Regions from separate parts of the Homo sapiens genome. Here all the other regions are linked to region 1. Evidence: chromatin contacts called from ENCODE Hi-C or POLR2A ChIA-PET data. All regions are on one chromosome and are shown on one strand. The core of a region is the stretch at or near the end of the contact, and the rest is flanking DNA. Distances in the headings are between cores, read along the strand shown. Region 1 holds the start of EEF2KMT (eukaryotic elongation factor 2 lysine methyltransferase). Region 2 holds the start of TMEM186 (transmembrane protein 186). Region 3 holds the start of METTL22 (methyltransferase 22, Kin17 lysine).

Region 1 (3,882 bases), core at 1,018-3,517:
TATAACATAATACAGTGTTACTTATTACAGCATTGACCGTATATGCCCTTTTGCTCCTTGGAGGAAAGGCAATTAATAGCTATTATGTGAGTTAATAAAATAAGCCCAGGATTTATGAGTGTAACTAACTTGTTACCATTGGTTTTCCTTGTCTCCTGCAGGCAGAGAGCTGATCAAAACAGCAAAAGCAAAGCAGTGCCCCTGGCCCAGTTCTGAAGCCAACCTTCCTTAAGCACCCAGACCCATCCCTGGTTAGGACTTGCTGTGGATTATCAGGTGACTCTATCTCAGGATACAGGGACTGAGAGGGTGTATGCAATATCTCAGACCCAGAAACTGTTGATTCTGTCTAAAAACACAGCAATAACCACATCCCACCCTCTTGATTTAAATGAAAGTGTTTGGGGGAATAAAAGATGAACCTTTTTTTTTTTCTTTGTCAGATCTTGAGCTCATTTGGTTCTGGTGGGGAACAACAGCTATGCGAGAACAAGTGTATTCTATTAGAATTAATTCCCCTCTTATTCTCATAGCTGAGCAGGGCTCAAGAGCCTCTCATCTGAAAGAGGTAATAAGATTTAATCTGTCTCCTCATCTACCTTCTGCAAGTATACTTTACAAATTAGCTCTCGGGACTCTTCCAAATGGAGTTTTATGAGGGATTTGCTAAGGTAAACGTTTTAGACTTTGAACACAGTTCAGATTTCAGGGGCAGTACTGAAATCTGAACTGTGTTGCTAACTGCCCTGCCTTTCAACTCAAGACACAATAACTTTGAACTAAATTAATTATATTTTTGTTGTTTTCCACTCTGTCCCCACGTCTATATCACCACCACCCCCAATCCCACCCCGCAGGAGCTAACTCCTCCTTCCTGTCCCTGCAAGATCAAAACTCCTCCTGCAAGCCCCGCTAGCTCTGTCTGCTCGCCTTCGTGGCAGATATCGCTATTGTACTTTTATACTCATTTGTGTGATAAATACTTCAATGTCCACTTCTTCCACGAGCCCCTGAGCCCCTGGAGGGCCTGGACCACACCTAGTTTTTCTCACCGTTACATCTCCCTTGTCAGGTACCTGGTAGGCGCTTAATAAGTATTTGGTGAACGAATGGCTTGTTTGGTGACAGTCCAAAGGCTGGGGGACAGAGGGAAAGCTCCCTCCTTTCGGACCCCAGACGGGTGGCGCTGATGGAGAGGAGGCTTGGATAAGGCCTCCAGGACCGAAGCGCGCACCCGTAGGGCCCCTGCCAAAAAGACCTTCCTGAAGGCGGAGGAACTGCGAGAGTGCCTACGTTGGCCCAAGGCCTGACCCGACGATCCCAGGGACCCTCGCCCTAACCGGCCCCGCCTCCCGGTCCCCAAACCCGGACTCGGCCCCGCCCTAAGCTCCGGATCCTGGGGCCCGCCCCTGGCCCCGCGTCGGCAGACCGTGGCCTCGCTGCTGGGCCTGCCTCAAACCCTCCACAGGTAACGCCTCCCGAACTTGAGCCACATTCCGATCCCCTCCTCAAACCCCTCCCCGTTTCCCACGCCCTGGACCCCTCGCTCCGTCTCGGCCCCGCCCCAAGCCCAGCTAGGTCTCGGCCCCTGAGCCCAGCCCCGACCGGCCTCCCAGTCCCTGGGTCCCTCCCGACACCGGCCCCTCCCTAAGCTCCGCCTCCCAGGGCCCGCCTCCTGAGCGCAGCCCGCAGCCCGGACTCGGCCCCGCCTCCCGGACCCTGGGCCCCTCCCCACGTCGGCCCGTCCTAAGCTCCGCCTCCCAGAGTCCGAGCACCGCCTGGCCATGTGCTACGACATAGTCAACGCCCCGCCCCGGCCCCGCCTCCTGAGCTCTTCTCTGGGTCTGGCCTTAGCGCCGCCCTAAGACCTGTCTCCTGGGCTCTGCTCCGAGTCTCGCCTCCTGAACCCAATGGCGTTTATCCCTGCCCTAATGCCCGCCTCCAGGACTCTTATCCTGCCCCCACGCAAGGCCCCGCCTCCAGGACGCCACCAACCTGGACGCTTCTGAAGCCCAGCTTCCAGGATCGCCCTATCCTGGCCCCGCCCCAGGACCCGCCAACCTGGACTCTACCCAGGACCTGCCCCCTACCCAGGACCTGCCCCAACGACGCTTATCCTGGCCCCACCCCAGGCCCCGCCCTCATAACAATCATCCTGGCCCCGCCCTAGAGTCCGCCCCCACGACGTTCCTCCTGACCCCCGGGGGACCCCCGGGCCCCGCCCCCTCTCTGCCCCCGCTCACTGCCCTGGGCCCGCCCCCTCTTCAGTCCAGGCCGGGCTTCCGCCCGGTCTGCCGGCAACGCTGCGGCCCCGCCCACGTCATGGCGCCCGAGGAGAACGCGGGGACCGAACTCTTGCTGCAGAGTTTCGAGCGCCGCTTCCTGGCGGCACGCACACTGCGCTCCTTCCCCTGGCAGGTGGGCGGCGGGGCGAGCGGAGAGGCCCGCGGGGCTCGCGGGAGTCCAGGGGCAGACGGGACGGGTCTCCGTGCTGAAGCCCCTGGCGCTCCCGCCACGTGAGTTCCTGGGCTCCCGCCGGTCAGGGCCGCGCGACCCGGTCCCCGTCCCTGGGGCCTGGCCAGAGTCGCTCGCACCCCTCCTGCCCCGCGAGCTGGCGGGGGAAGCTGGGGGCGTCTCCACAGCCTTGGGGGGCAGACGCGCGCTCGGTGTGGGGTACAGTTCACGATCATTTTCACGACTTTTTAAAGGCAGTAATCGTTCTGGTCACTGGGACACAGCTGCCCTCGCCCATTCTAAAAAGTCAGCGCCGTCAGGACCGCAGGTAACCACGTCCTCCTGAGCGCGGTGACCGGGTCACAGGCTGTCCCTCGTGCCTCAGTATTCTCATCTGTATGTTGAGCACTGCACAGAATCGGCTCATGCTCTGAGGCTGTCACGCCTGTGATGGAAGAGACAGAGAAGGGGGTGGCCTCTCCTCGCCCTGGGGACCTGCCATTCTCAGCACAGGCCCATGGCAGGCAGCAGCCTCCCTTCTGCCAGCAGAGGGGCTTAATGCACCCGGCCTCATTTGTAATTCATGTGCGGTGAGCTCACTGGGATGAGTGAGTTTGGATATATATTCCTCCCTGGGTCTGCCCCATTTTATGGGGTGTTGCTTAATCATTTGCGTTATTCCATTGACATAAAATATTTGCACTCAGAGATCATTTCTGGTCAAGAGAAATTCGTGCATTTTTAACCCAAAATAGAAACCTTCATAAAAGCATCATAGGTCTCCATTCAGTATTGACTGTAATTGTTCACATGCCCACGCTGAATGCTAACTTGGGCTCACCCTCAACACCCACGAGGTGGGTACTATTATTACCACTCACATTTGACCAGAGGGATTGTTTGATTAGGGTGCAGTAGTTGAGAGTTCAGACCCAGGAGACAGCCTGTCTGCTTCGAATCCTGGCCCAGCCCCTGGCCCTGTGTGACCTTGGGCAAGTGACTGCATCTCTCTGTGCTGTTTTCTTATTAATAAAATGGGGGATATAATGATACCTACCTCTTAGGGTTGTTGTCAGGGTTGAGTACAAAAGCCTGTGGATCAGTGCCTGGCTCATGGTAAATACATGTTGGTGTTAGCTAGTGTTTTTATTCAGTCTCAAAATGTTTAATAAATGCCTTCTGTGAGCCAGGCACCATGGATCAGCAGTACCCATGACAGATGAGGCTCTGCTTGCATGGGAGAGCCAGAGAATAAACAAATAAATAAACAAGAAAAGACCAGATGACAGTGGCTTTAAAGCCAATAAAACAGGGAAATAGTGAATGCGGGAACTGGGAAGAAGAGTCACCAAAGTCAGGGAATCAGGGAAGCCTTCCCCAAAGAGGTGGCATTTGAACTGGGGCCTGAGTGGTGAAGCAGCCAGCCAT
Region 2 (3,882 bases), core at 841-3,340, 3.7 Mb before region 1:
TAAAAATACAAAAATTAGCCAGGCGTGGTGGTGCCTGCCTGTAGCACCAGCTACTTGGTTGCCTGAGGCAGGAGAATTGCTTGAACCTGGGAGGTGGAGGTTGCAGTGAACTGAGATTGGGCCACTACACTCCAGTCTGGTGACAGAGTGAGACTCTGTCTTAAAAAAAAAAAAAGAGTCAGAACTGTGAAAATCAGAAAATCAGAAGCACTTTCCTGAATGGCATACCCAGTGACTAGAACAGCTTCCACCTTAGCACAGATAGGAAATGGCAAACTTGACAGGAACCAATATCCTGAGGCCCAGAGACTTGTACCAGGTTGGCTGTGTGAAACTGAGGAGGTTAGTTCTTCACTGAGTGTGTTTCCTTATGTTTAAAACGGTAATAACAACTATCCTACCTGGGAAGAAAGATGGAGGAAGGTTGAGAGGGTTCAGTGATATGAAAAAGGGTGGCAATGTAAACCCTAGACCACTATGGCCCACAGACCACATTGGGCAGCTGTTTGTTTTTGTAATAAATAAATAAAATTTTATTGGTACACAGCCACTCTTATTTATATAGGGTTTATGGCTGGTTTTGCACTAAAGTTGAGTGGTTACTATAGACCACATAGTCAGCAAAGACAGAGAAGTATTTGCTATATGGCCCTTTACAAAAAATGAATTGGGGACCGGAGTTTTAGACCACTATGGGCTTTTAACAAACCCAAGTGTGTGATCACTGAATTTCAGAATCAGAAAAAGCCTTTGAAGAACTTGGGAGTTGAGCGTCATCACTAGGTAAATCAAACCTGTGGCTGAGAAGGGCAAAATGATACGTCTAAGGTCACACGCATTTGACCTGGACTTCTGGAGCACACCATTGTTACCACCAAGCGAAAACTATGAGGGGTGAGGGTAGAAGCTGAGGATAGTGAGACCATTGGGGTCCAGTCTCAAGTTGAAATGGCCAGTGTTCAGTGGCCAATTTCTGAAAAGGGGCCAGGAGAGCCTCACCTCAAGGCTGATCGTAACTGAAACTTATCTGTGCCTGTAGCAGCAAAATCTGAAAGTGGAAAGCAAGTTTCCAAGGGCCCAAAGAGGCTCTCAGCGGGCAGCCTGTAATAACCTAGGGCTCCTCCATCTCCCTAGTCCATTGCAGGGGCTGGAGATGGGTGTGGTGGAGGTGGCTACTATTTACTGAGGCCTAGTGTGTTGTGTCCAACATACTTTCAAGAACTTACACAATCTCATTTGATCCTCACAGACACCATATGGAACAGGTAACATCCCCATTTAAAGCTGTAGATGTTGAGGCTCAGAGAGGTTAATGACTCGCTGAAGGTCACACAGATGTCAAGAGGTGAAGATGAGACTCCACTAGGTCGGTTTGACCTGGAAACCTGTTTTTAATATCATGACTCACGGCACAGCCCATTGGTTACAGGATTGGGGCCGACACATAGCTGATAAGGGGGCCTGATCTTGGGTTGAAATCCTGGTCTATCAGTCCCGAGCACTAGCGGTGAGTCCAGATTACATTTTCCAACCTAGCACAAGTTTCCTGCTCTTAAGAGTTCTTCAGCCCCGTCTCATCTTTCCAAGCACCAGAGCTCTTCAAGAGCTGGTTAGGGCCTCCCTCTCATTCCTCCAGTGCACCCAGAATAGGGTTCAGCGCCGTGAGGACGTAGGCGGTCCTTAGCCACCCCTTGGCGCCTACCCTGGGTGGTCGATAGCCCCAACTGGGAACAGCACGGGCTCCGCGTCGGCTGCCAGCAGCCCGCCGGCCGCCACTTACCTGCCGCGGGGCGGTGAGGGTCCCATCCACGTCGAAGAGGCAGAGCGCTGGGCCAGGCGCTGCCATGTCCCCAGTTTCTAGCCGCACCTTACAAGACACGTTGGCACGAGGAACTCGGCCCGGAACTTCCGGGTTCGGCCGCTGAGTCGCAGGGCACGTCGGGAAGAGGAGGGGACTCCGTTCCCATAACGCCTGGGAGTAGCGGCAGCCACGATTCCTGGACCGCAACTCCCAGGGTGCAACGCAGATCACGCCCGCCTTGTACATTCGAGCATGCGCTCTTAGGGGTTCCGGGGGCCGGTGGGATTTACTTCCGGCAGCAGGTGGTGGGGCCATGGTAAGGAGGCGGGTGGCGAGCCTTGAGGGGGTGATGCTCTTTGGGGTCGGGGTCAGGGCTGGGGCGGGCAGGCCCGACGCTCGGGTTTCGGACTCCGAGGATCCGTGGGAGGAAGCTCTGGCGTGTGTTACAGTTCGCTTTTCCCGGGCTTTCTCTTGCCCTCCTTGGGTCACATGCGCACAGTAGTAGTAGCTAAAACTCGCCGAGCTCTCACAGTGCATTAGGTACTAAGTTGAGGACTCTGAAACCATCCTCTGGTTCACTGTGTTCTGAGTCCCCATTTTGAAAGGCGAAGAAACCGAATCTCAGGGGTGTGGAGTAATTTGCTCACAAATTACTGTTGGAGCCAGAATTGGAATAAGAGCTTTTACTGCTTCACTACCCACCTAGTAATACCCTTGTGCTACGTGTTGGGGCCTCCCTGCCTCGCTCCTTCTCCTTCTCCGCTGTTTCCCCTTCCCCAGACTAGGCTAAGAGAAAGCAGCAGTTCCCTCCAGCACCCAAGATAGCATATGAATCAAACAGAGAATTAGAAAGTTTATTGGAATAAATATCTCACAGATTTGTTGCTCGAGTTCCCCACTAAGACACTGATTATTTAGTTTCCTGCTTGGGGAAATGTTCACACCCCCTTGTGGATACATTGTCCAGCCCAGAGTTTGTCCTCCCTGGATATGTTTTGAATTAATGACGGCCGCACCTCCTTTCCTGTATTTATTTGGAATTGCCTGGTGGAAGGAGGACTCTGCTGCACTCACTGACTGTGTGATCTTTGGTAAATATCTTACCCTCTCTGGGCTTAGTTTCCCTAGTGGTAAAGTGGAAATAGTGATAACTATCTTAGATAGCTGTTGTGATGCCCACATGAGATAGCATCTGGCTTTACCCTTCCCTCGTCTGGCAATAACGGTTACCTTGCAGGATTGGCAGAAGCCTTAGAGTATGGTGCTTTGCAGATGTTCACCGTGTGATTAATGTGGTTGAGTTCCATGAGAGAAATGGTCTACTGTCTCCCTTTCAGGCTGCCCTTCTCCGAGCTGTGCGTAGGTTTCGGGGAAAAGCTGTGTGGGAAAGGCCTCTCCATGGGCTGTGGTGCTGCAGTGGGCAGGAGGATCCTAAGAGGTGGGTGGGCAGCAGTTCACCCATCTCGAAGGAGAAACTACCAAACGCAGAGACTGAGAAATTCTGGATGTTTTACCGTTTTGATGCCATCAGAACCTTCGGGTTCCTGTCACGACTGAAGTTGGCACAGACTGCCCTGACAGTGGTAGCTTTGCCACCAGGCTATTACTTGTACTCCCAGGGCCTCCTCACTCTCAACACCGTGTGCCTCATGAGTGGGATATCGGGCTTTGCCCTGACCATGCTGTGCTGGATGAGCTATTTCTTACGGAGACTGGTTGGTATCCTGTATCTGAATGAGTCTGGCACCATGCTGCGGGTGGCCCATCTGAACTTCTGGGGCTGGCGGCAGGACACATACTGTCCCATGGCAGATGTGATTCCCCTGACAGAAACCAAGGACCGGCCTCAGGAGATGTTTGTGCGTATCCAGCGGTACAGTGGGAAACAGACCTTCTACGTCACCCTGCGCTATGGACGCATCCTGGACAGAGAGCGTTTCACACAGGTGTTTGGGGTACATCAGATGCTCAAGTGAACAACTGGGACCTGGACCTCTGGGTAACCCTGGGTCGCCTGGATTAACAGGAAGGCTGAGGGTGTGGGCAAGGCTGAAGAAAGGGGACTGGGTACTTGGAGACTT
Region 3 (3,882 bases), core at 665-3,164, 3.5 Mb before region 1:
TGGTGTCATTGAAAGTGATGGAGAAATGCTGGACCTGAAGGCCAACACTCAATCAATCGGACTGGCAAAACCACACCAGATTCCAGAAGAGAAAATACAGCTTATACCTACCACTCATTTCAAAGGCAGATCAAGCTCTCTCAGGACTTAGAGATGTCCTGGGGGAAAACTGAGGACTTTCACATACAGTTTTTTTTGAAGGGGGTGGGGAAGATCCTCTCTAATATTGCTGTAAAAATCAAAAGTGAACCAAAGGATGCCATTTCTTTTTTTGCCATAGCGCATTTTTTTTTTTTTTTCTGAGACAGAGTCTCACTCTGTTGCCCAGGCTAGAGTGCAGTGGTGCCATCTCGGCTCACTACAACCTCCGCCTCCTGGGCTCAAGTGATCCTACCTCAGAGTCCCGAGTAACTGGGACTACAGGCATGCACCACAATGTCCACCTAATTTTTGTATTTTTAGTAAAGATGGGGTTTTGCCATGTTGGCCAGGCTAGTCTTGAACTCCTGACCAAGGTAGATCCATCTACCTTGGCCTCCCAAAGTGCTGGGATTATAGGTGTGAGCCACCAGGCATGGCCTATAGCGCAATTTTGTTGGAAAACTTACATCCCAGAAAAATCAATGTTCTTTGCTTTTTCCAAAAGTGAGCATAATATTACACACCAAATTTTAAGTATAGACACACACAAAAAAACTCAAATTCTTAATCTCTAGTTGAATTTTCCATTTTTAAATTCAACCCAACCAGGCTTCCCAAGAAATGTACGCTGCAATGTAAGTTCCAGATGAAGGAGATTCCCTTTAAGTGGCTTTCCCTAGAATCAGCTATCTGGGAATAAGGAGGCCCTCTTGAACCTATCTCAGGCCCTCATATACTCAGAGGAGTATATGAGACAATTACCACTTTTCGGGCTTACGACATATAGTAAACGTTCAATAAGCAACAATAGTAAATACTATCATTATAGTAATATAATAATGATTAAAGTGAATGCTGGGAAGAAAGAAAAAAGGTAACAGTTTCTCTAGTCAGGAAAAGTCTCTTTCCGGAAATGCAGGGTCTGTATGGGCTTCGGGCTCCTCTCTTTACTGGGCAGAGCTGAGAAAGGAGACCCAGGTTGCAGATGGGGACCTGCCCCACCACCTCTCCATAGGGCTGCAGGCTCATCCCTGCAGCAGGAGCTAACGTGTTCTTGGCTCTTCTAAGGCTGTGGGGGCTAGACTGAGACGCTACCAGCTTTCTTCTCCTATAGGTCCCCAGTCAGTTGTCCCAAATAAGCAGTGTGCTGGGATCACGGTGTTGAAATAACTTCCCTCCTCATCTTTCTTTCTGATAACTGCAACTCACTCAACAATCAATAATTTGGCGCGATCCCATGACGATTTAGGCCAGGAGCTGGGGAGGGCAGGGTGTGAAGGCCCAGGCTGGGGGCAGGAAAGACGTGGCCTGGCCACGGTGCGTAGAGTGGTAGTGAGGGGCTCCGGGGACGTCCCCCGTGGGGCTACTCGTTCTCTTTGTCTTGTCGCCTTCCTGACGCCACCCTTGTGGGTTAACTATTGCCCTCTCAAAAAACAGTCACAGGTCGGGCACTGCCCTCCCTTCCTAATCTAGAACCGAAGGAGAGGTGCCTGGACCCAGGATGGAAACCCAGGTGAGGACGTGGACTTCTTTCCCCAACACCCGTGTTGAGAAGGGGAAACTGACGCTAAGAGTGGGGTCGGGCCTTAGGGATCTGGGCCTCCGATCTGTGGGAGCTCGGATTTCAAAGTCAGGCTCGGCGCCAGGAGGTTCCCTGCACCCTACCCTATCCCGCCGCCTCTCCCAGGCACTTACCCGCCGCGGGGCCCAGCCTGGGATCCCACCCGACTCCCGTCTCTGTGGGACTTAGGCGGCCGCCATAACAGGCGGTCTGCGCAGGCGCGGCCCCGCCCCCGCGTGCGACCATCCGACTGCCCCGCACCGTGGCTCCACCTACCTGCCCGGGCCGCGCATGCGTCCGAGGGTTGCCGGCGGGCACCTGTAGCCTTCGCTCTGGTCGCGGGCGAGGCGTGTTTGCTGGGGGGACCCGCCTAGGTGGCTAAACTCATTCCTCTAAAAGACTTAAATAGGAGTTAAATAACTCTCCCAGCTACTAAGTGGTAAAGCCTGGATTCGAACCCGGGGTGTGGGATCAGAGCCGGTGCTATTTAACCAGCATGCTACTGTATTTATTATCACGGGTGTTACCGTCATCCATGCTCTTAGTACTCGTTTGTTTGTTTGTTTGTTTATTTGAGATGGTCTTGCTCTGTCACCCAGGCTGGAGTGCAGCGGCGCAATTTTAGCTCACTGCAGCCTTGAACTCCTGGGCTTAAGGAATCCTGTTTCAGCCTCTCTAGTAGCTGGGACTACAGTTGCGTGGCACCATTTTTTTTTTTTTTTGTACAGACTGTATCTTGTTGTGTTGCCCAGGCTGGTCTCAAACTCCTGGCTTCAAGCAGTCCTCCTGCTTCGGCCTCCTAAAGCTCATAAATTACAGGCATGAGCCACCACGCCCAGCCAGTACTTGTTATTATTAATAGGTGGTAGTGATTTCATTAGGTGGTAGTGATTTCGTTAATTCGTATGCTCATCAAGTTTCCAACACCAAGGGGGTGAGACAGAGTGGCAAACATAAGACTCCATGTTTGCTCGTTTTTTCTTGCCTGCAGAATTTCAGAAAGCCTCTGAGTCCGTGACTGAGCACAGCCCTCAGAAGAATCCCCTGAAGAGGATGAGCAGGATAGACCACAGATTCTCACGTCTCTTGCCTGAGTCACTGCATTTTTAGAAAAAGTACAGTCAATAATATTGGCCCTTTTCTCAATCTATATATTCAGTGACATCATGGAAGTCAGCCTGGCCACAATGGAGTAAGCCAGGGGATGGGCCGCAGGAAACGAGGATACATAGGTAGCCAGGGTTAGAACTTTTGTGACATTCTAAGAACTTTGGATTTTACTGTGCGTGAGATGGGGAGCTGCCAGGGATATACACCACACTGACGTGTTCACAGACATGCCCAGACACACACAGTGGTGCTCACTCTCAGACATGTCAGTGAACATACAAATATACACACAGGAACATATGTAAAGTCCACATATGTAAAATCTATATCCCTGTGTGTTCACATATACACACACGCACACACATGGCCTCAGCTGGCAACCTTTGTCTAAATTACTTTTTTTTCTCTTTTCAAAATAGAATTAAATCAACATCAATTTCATGGTTACTGATGATAAAACGTGGAGAGTTGATAGGGTGACTAAGCGACACAAATAAGAATTTTTTTTTTTTTTTTTTTTAAGAAACAGATTATGTTTCCTGAAATCCCCCAGGACAGTACACAGAGAGCCAGTTGGGTGTCTTGGGACCAGATTCTATTCATAGTTTTCTCTCTAGTTCGCTGAGGGTTCTCTTAGTTATCCCCAGAGGATGTTGAGTGGTGGGGAGGGCACTAGGAAGGCATTGTTCACACCCTTGGGAGTTTTGTCTTCAAATTTAAACCGGGGGAATGACCCTTAAAAATCAAAAGATCACATTCCTCCTCTTGTCAAACCTATAATCTTTTATAGGGGATTAGTGCCCCTACAAAAGAGGCCCCAAAGAGCTGCCTCACTTCTTCTGTCATGTGAGGACACGGCAAAAAGACAGCCATCTATGACCAAGAATTGGACACAGAATCTGCCAGTGCCTTGATTTTGGACTTTCCAGCCCCTAGAACCATGAGAAATGAATGTGTTTATCAGCCACCCCATGTATGGTATTCTGTTATAGCAGCCCAGATGGCCCCAAAAGGGTTATCATTTCTGCCACAAATTTTGAGGTGGTTTGCAACACAGTAATAGGTCACCA

What was found. Hi-C counts contacts between places; a loop is a spot of excess contacts on that map. ChIA-PET counts read pairs that join two places held with the same protein, here RNA polymerase II (POLR2A). Pooled maps may share reads with other maps.
Region 2: a loop to region 1 is called in a pooled map, with 14 times the contacts of the local background. The contact joins the promoter of TMEM186 here to the promoter of EEF2KMT in region 1. A Hi-C loop is called at or near these places in 3 of 37 single-sample maps with no recorded cell type and 9 of 50 pooled maps.
Region 3: a pooled map shows a loop between it and region 1 (23-fold over the local background). The contact joins the promoter of METTL22 here to the promoter of EEF2KMT in region 1. A Hi-C loop is called at or near these places in 1 of 37 single-sample maps with no recorded cell type and 6 of 50 pooled maps. POLR2A ChIA-PET finds 5 or more read pairs at or near these places in 1 of 52 experiments (activated T-cell).

What each region holds. Positions count from the first base shown.
Region 1 is chr16:5,096,180-5,100,061 of GRCh38, reverse strand. It overlaps EEF2KMT (eukaryotic elongation factor 2 lysine methyltransferase), which reads left to right and starts at 2,267. Exons shown (of 8, transcript NM_201400.4): 1 at 2,267-2,418. The coding sequence starts at 2,323. RefSeq lists silencers at 1,277-1,816, 2,127-2,256, 2,427-2,586 and an enhancer at 2,023-2,648.
Region 2 is chr16:8,795,847-8,799,728 of GRCh38, reverse strand. It overlaps TMEM186 (transmembrane protein 186), which reads left to right and starts at 2,090. Exons shown (of 2, transcript NM_015421.4): 1 at 2,090-2,117; 2 at 3,139-3,882. The coding sequence starts at 2,115. The coding sequence ends at 3,777. PMM2 (phosphomannomutase 2) reads right to left here and starts at 1,890. Exons shown (of 8, transcript NM_000303.3): 1 at 1,781-1,890. The coding sequence starts at 1,846. RefSeq lists a silencer at 202-251 and enhancers at 1,107-1,801, 2,114-2,163, 1,802-2,496.
Region 3 is chr16:8,619,730-8,623,611 of GRCh38, reverse strand. It overlaps METTL22 (methyltransferase 22, Kin17 lysine), which reads right to left and starts at 1,914. Exons shown (of 11, transcript NM_024109.4): 1 at 1,837-1,914.